2 separate regions of the Homo sapiens genome follow, and region 2 is linked to region 1. Evidence: read pairs that join two places in POLR2A ChIA-PET (ENCODE). Cell type or tissue: CD4-positive, alpha-beta T cell. All regions are shown on one strand. Links, peaks and the distances in the headings refer to the core of each region. The heading gives the core; the rest is flanking DNA.

Region 1 (2,908 bases), core at 114-2,613:
GGAGGGCGCCCTGCACCAGGCCAAGGAGGAGCTGGCACGGATGCTGCGTGAGTACCAGGAGCTCGTGAGCCTGAAGCTGGCCCTGGATATGGAGATCGCCACCTACCGCAAGCTGCTGGAGAGCGAGGAGTGCAGGTGAGGGGCCGGATACCCTTGTGTCGGGACCAGTTTTCTCTCTGCTTTGGTAGGAAGCTCCAAGGCAAACAGTTTGGTCCTGTTTAGGTCCTACTGAAGTAAAACCATACAGCAAATGGGCTTGTCACATGATTAGGAAGGCCAAAGTTAGACAGCAAGAAAGACCAAGTTGTAAAAAATCCCAAAGGCTGTGGGAGAGGAGGTATTAATGCCGGCAATGTTTGAGAAACAGCATCCCCGACCGTTCATGGTGCATTTTTGTGGGTGGGGGGAGGAGCAAGATGGCCTCTAAGGGCTGTCCAAGTTCAAGGTCGCTCCAGCAAAGCCTGGGGCTCCAATGGGGAGGTAAGCTCATTCTTCTTAATCGTCTAAGAACAGTGGCATGACTAGAGGGAAGTGGAGGCCTAATGATCCCACACAGCAAGCAGTTCTAAAGGGTCTTGATGGAGGGCTGACTCCTTGCAGCAGATTTTCATCTCAGTTTTCTATTTCTTGGTGGGGGTCGCACTGGGATGTGTGGGAAGAAAGGAGGCTAGGATGGGTTTGGGAAGGCACATTCTGCGTGGAGAGGCTTATTCACAGAGGTGACTTCCAGGTGGTTGGGGTGATTATTTATGGGGGATTTACCTGTTTTTCTTCTCCTTCTTCAGGATGTCTGGCGAATATCCAAATTCTGTGAGCATCTGTAAGTATCTGCAGATCTCAGTTCTGCCCTTGGTCACCTTACCAGAAGTCCGAGTCCCTTTAATTCATGACACAAAAGAGAAATCAGAATGACAGAGGGGGCTCAGGGGAGACTTAAGGGAAAAAGGAAGGAGCTGGCTGTAGTAACTAAGGGGAAGCAGTGGATGGAGAAGACTATCATGAGAGACAAAAGTACAACCTATAGAAAGATCAAATGATACTCATGAGTGTATCATCCAACGATTGATGCTTAATTGTGACATTATTTTTCTGTTGACCAAAGCAAAGGCCTCAGATTGCAGTTAAGGGGAATTGAGGGGCCTGAAGGGTTGAGTGATGGAATGAATGAATGAGATGGAATAGTTGAATGAGTGAATGAGAGCATGTCCTCAGCTGTAAAAGCTGGAGAGCCTGTGTGGAGATGCTGTGGTGCTGAGAGACAGGGCCCTCAGTGGCCCCTTTCCTCATCAGCAGACCAGCAGCACCAGATGGGCCCTGGGAAGTGCCTCTCTTCATTTGGTCTTGCCCATGGGGGAAATTCACACACTAATAGGAAAAGGTAAAATGTGTGAGGCTAAGTGCATGAAAACTGAAGCTGTATGATCAGTGCTGATAAAAATCTCTTAGTAGACTGAAACACACAACAGAGAGAATCCATCTCAGCAGGAAGCCACTGCGGGCGAGAGTAAAGGAGGTGGCCCGAGATGCCCAAGAAGGGGCTCTGACGTGGGGCTAGAGCTGACGGGGGCTGAGGTCTTCTCTCATCCATTCCAGCCGTCATCAGCAGCACCAATGCTGGGGCAGGAGGGGCTGGCTTCAGCATGGGCTTTGGCGCCTCAAGCAGTTATAGCTACAAAACTGCAGCTGCAGACGTCAAGACCAAAGGCAGCTGTGGCAGTGAGCTCAAGGATCCCCTTGCCAAAACCTCGGGGAGCAGCTGTGCCACCAAAAAGGCCTCCAGATGATGGACAAGTGGTTGGCTCTGTGAGCAGAAGGCTTCCCAACTCACCCGTCTCCTCCCTCTCCTTCCCTGGGCTCCCTTTCCAAGTCAAGAAATGCTTTGTCTGTCACTACAGTCCCAACCCCATTTCCTCTCCCTGTTGTCCTCAAGGTGTGATGCTTCGATGCAAGGAGTCCAGTCAGGAGCTCTCTCAGTGGCCTCCTTCTTGGTCCCGTTTCGTTGGGTCATTGCCTGAAATGCAAAGACAACACTTACCCAGGATGTTTCCCCAAGGCCAGCTACAAGCCCCTCTGCCCCCATGCCTTTCTTGGGCCTTCACTACCAAGGGACTCTCTTCATCTTCTGATTGGGATTGTGTCCAGTCCTCTGCTTCTTCTGCAATAAATGATTAAATCTGTTTGGTTCTCAGTTGAATCTGTTGCCCAGGATGTCACCATCTGCAGTGCCTTAACTTTTCTTCATCTGATTCTTGCTTCACTCTGGGCTCATGTGGCTCTTCACTGGTTTTAGCCAGGTAGGCACTGGGTGAGGGCTGATCCTTGTAAACAGTTGAAATGTATTACTGAGGCCAGGGCCGGGCAGGCCCATTGCTTCACGTGCCCTGTGCCACCTATTCTGCACAATAGCCCTGCAAGACATCATTACCCCATGATAGATACAGATGTTAGAGCTTCCTCATGGCTTCCTGCTCTGGTTCTCAAAGCACCCATGGTTGAGCACACTCACTGTCTGTGTAGCGAGTGGTCTTCCCTTCATTCTCCCACTGTCTCACTCTCCACCACCCACCACTCACTCCCCAGTCCTGCTCCCACACAATGGCCCTGTCTTCCTCTTCTTTTAACCAACTTCCTTTTCACCCTAACATGTAAGGCCTGTGTGTATATATGCTTGTAGCCTCTCTATCTAAGGTGTATATGAAATAGTGCTCAATTAACAAATATTTAGTGAGCTAGGCATTGCTCAGGCACTGGGAATACCAGAATAAACAAAATAGGCACAGACACTGGCCCCATAGAGGGAGAGTGAAAATATGCACCTACCAAAGCAATATATAATATGAAGTCAAGCAGTGTTAACTACTATGAAGAAAAATTCAGTGGAGTAAGAAGCTGAGAGATTCAAGGATGC
Region 2 (2,908 bases), core at 214-2,713, 110 kb before region 1:
TGGGCAGCACATGCTGACTATGATGCTGCCTTTGGCCCCAGTACCAGGAGCTCCAGATCACGGCAGGGAGACATGGAGACGACCTGAAGAACAGCAAGATGGAGATTGCAGAGCTCAACCGCACCGTCCAGAGGCTGCAGGCAGAGATCAGCAACGTGAAGAAGCAGGTGGGACGGGTGCTTAGGGAGGGCTGACCAAGCCCTGCACCTCCTACAATGCCCTGCCAGATCGAGCTCTGGAAACTTAACCATTAAATGGTCTCCAACTGTCTCTGGAGCAGATTGAACAGATGCAGTCACTCATTTCGGATGCTGAGGAGAGAGGCGAGCAGGCCCTCCAGGATGCGTGGCAGAAGCTGCAGGACCTGGAGGAGGCCCTGCAGCAGTCCAAGGAGGAGCTGGCCCGGCTGCTGCGTGACTACCAGGCCATGCTGGGGGTCAAGCTGTCCCTGGATGTGGAGATCGCCACCTACCGCCAGCTGCTGGAGGGCGAGGAGAGCAGGTGGGTCTGGCAGCTGTGTTTCTGGGGCTAAGGCTTGAGATGCACCCATGAAGCTGTGGGACTGGCTATTTGGAGAAAAGATAAGCCCCACCTTTTTGGGAAGATTGGTAGCCCAGGGTGAGCAGAAACATTCCAATTAGAGGCAGAGGCTGTGTGAATGGACAAGCCTCTTCACATAGGGAGAAGTCATTGTTATCATTCCTCCACCTCCAAGTAGAATGTCCTTATACCCCAATCCAAGCCTCTGCAGCTGGGTATTCACCCCCAATGCTAAAAGGCTTCATGAAAACCCTGAAATTTCTCTCTGCCCCACTGGCTTCCTGACCTCTGCTCATGCACACACATTTCCCTAAGGCTTGGGGACACCTCTGATCCAGATGTCTGTGGGCCACAGCCTTCTCTCCTCAGGCCCTGTGGGTCTGGCTGACCGTGTGCTTTGGTTTTACAGGATGTCAGGAGAGCTGCAGAGCCATGTGAGCATCTGTAAGTAGCAGAGCCCAGGGGCAGAGAGAGGCTGGTGGTGCTGGGTGGAGGGAGGGCCAGGAGGTGGCCAGCAGAGAACGGAAAGTCTGGCATTTTAGCTTCCAGTCCTGTGCAATAGACACCAAAGTAAGCAAGTGTAATGGCAAAGCCTGGAAGAATTCATTTGAAATAAATGGTTATGATTTCAGGTCTGCTTATCTTAATTGTTATGATGCCTTTTTATTAAATGATGCCTAGGAGGAATCAGCAGCGGCTAGAACTCTTTAGGGTACATATTCAATAAACAATGTAAGTGTGTTGCTGAGAGGAACCCTGGCATCCCTTTGTAGTATGAAGAATACTTTTCAAGTAGGAACACTTTCAATTTTCAATGTATGGGGTTTGCAAGTCGATGCCACGGGTGATCGAGGATGGAGGAGGCTGCAGGTGCAGGGGCGGGTGCAGGTGGGGGCCTTGCCCGGTCCCTCTGACCCCGTGTGCACTGTCCCCTACCCACAGCCGTGCAGAACAGCCAGGTGAGCGTCAACGGCGGCGCGGGAGGCGGCGGCAGCTACGGCTCAGGAGGCTACGGCGGCGGCAGCGGTGGGGGCTATGGCGGCGGAAGAAGCTACCGCGGAGGCGGGGCACGAGGCAGGAGTGGAGGCGGTTATGGCAGCGGCTGCGGCGGCGGTGGCGGGAGCTACGGAGGGAGCGGCAGAAGCGGCCGCGGATCCTCGCGCGTGCAGATCATCCAGACCTCCACCAACACCTCCCACAGGCGGATCTTGGAGTAGAGGCCTCGTTTCTGCCACACATCACGCCTGCCCCTCACCGCCCTCTCCTCAAACTCCTCCCCTCCACGCCCTTCCTGATCCCCTCTCATTCACTTTTCTTAATGGGTCTCAGCAATTTTGCCAATAAATTCGACTCTAATGGGGGAAGCAGGGTGGATAAGTCCAAACAGCAGATCTCTCTTTGGAGGGCACTGGCTTGCAGTCAGATTCACAGCTAGGCACATTCTCACTCAGACCCCGCTCTGCTGGCCCTGCTGCTGTTCCTGCTCCCACCTTTTTGGAAGATCGGTAGCCCAGGGTGAGCACAAACATTCCAGTTAGAGGCAGAGGCTGCGTGAGTTGGCAAGGTAGGGAGAAGTCATTGTTATCATTCCTCTGCCTCCAAGTAGAATGCCCTTATGCCCCAGTTCAAGCCACTGCAGCTAAGTATTAATCCCCAGTGCTAAAAGATACCAGGCATCTAGTTTAGCAATGGAGGGAAACAGAAACAGCCTGTAGAGAGCATCGACAAGGCGCATAATGGAGAGTTGGTATCTCAACCCCAAGCTCCCTTTGCTGTACCTGGGCTGCTCTGTGAACAAGAATCCACGCCCCCCTGCCCTGCTGGGGACCACATAATGATCCCTTTGGGGGAAGTTGCTGATTGCAGGGCAAGCTAGCTTGGTAAGGAAAACCTCTGCACCAGCGGCCTATTCCTGCCTCTTGGTCCATAGCCTCATACACTCATGTTGATGGATAGTATAGATTTGCTGCCCACACCAGATATCTGTAAGGCATCACTGTCCTGATTCTGAACCTCTGTTTCAGGAAGCATTCTCCCCTGTGTAAACAACTCAAGGTGGAAGTATTTCAGAGGGCATAGGGTCATGAATCCTTACCCAAAGGAAGCCTGTTTTAGCAGTGGATGCAGGAGTTGATGAACAGACAAGCAAGTTCTGCTTCTGTCCTGTTTCCTCCTGACAGCTCCATTCTTTTGAAGCCTGACCCTTCCTAAGCTCTGCATCATAACCACTCTGAGAATTGCCCCATTGGGTGGGCATGTGAAGCCCAGCTCTGTTCCATCCAGGTGCCTCGGGCCTGAGGAGTCTGAGGATCTGACTTGGGTCTTGGAAGGGTTCCAACCCCAAGTCAGTCAGGAAGCTGCCCATTTT

What was found. Peaks named below come from ENCODE experiments on the same cell type or tissue, not always from the same donor. Only the 100,000 strongest peaks of a DNase experiment are listed, where the experiment ranks them.
Region 2: POLR2A ChIA-PET joins it to region 1 with 14 read pairs; 5 of 35 experiments call an interaction of 5 or more read pairs at or near these places.

Annotation. Positions count from the first base shown.
Region 1 is chr12:52,584,858-52,587,765 of GRCh38, reverse strand. KRT72 (keratin 72) reads left to right here. Exons shown (of 9, transcript NM_080747.3): 7 at 1-135; 8 at 786-820; 9 at 1,594-2,177. The coding sequence ends at 1,784. Among named protein-coding and RNA genes, the nearest start is that of KRT74, 12 kb to the right of the region's middle. RefSeq lists a cis regulatory region at 2,643 and an enhancer at 2,559-2,728. In CD4-positive, alpha-beta T cell, for the core only: CTCF peaks have their summits at 1,486 and 1,687; a DNase peak (open chromatin) is centred at 1,565.
Region 2 is chr12:52,690,014-52,692,921 of GRCh38, reverse strand. KRT77 (keratin 77) reads left to right here. Exons shown (of 9, transcript NM_175078.3): 6 at 42-167; 7 at 281-501; 8 at 950-984; 9 at 1,483-2,908. The coding sequence ends at 1,757. Among named protein-coding and RNA genes, the nearest start is that of KRT1, 11 kb to the right of the region's middle. In CD4-positive, alpha-beta T cell, for the core only: no CTCF peak of the experiment used is centred there; a DNase peak (open chromatin) is centred at 1,591; H3K4me3 peaks cover 1,004 bases.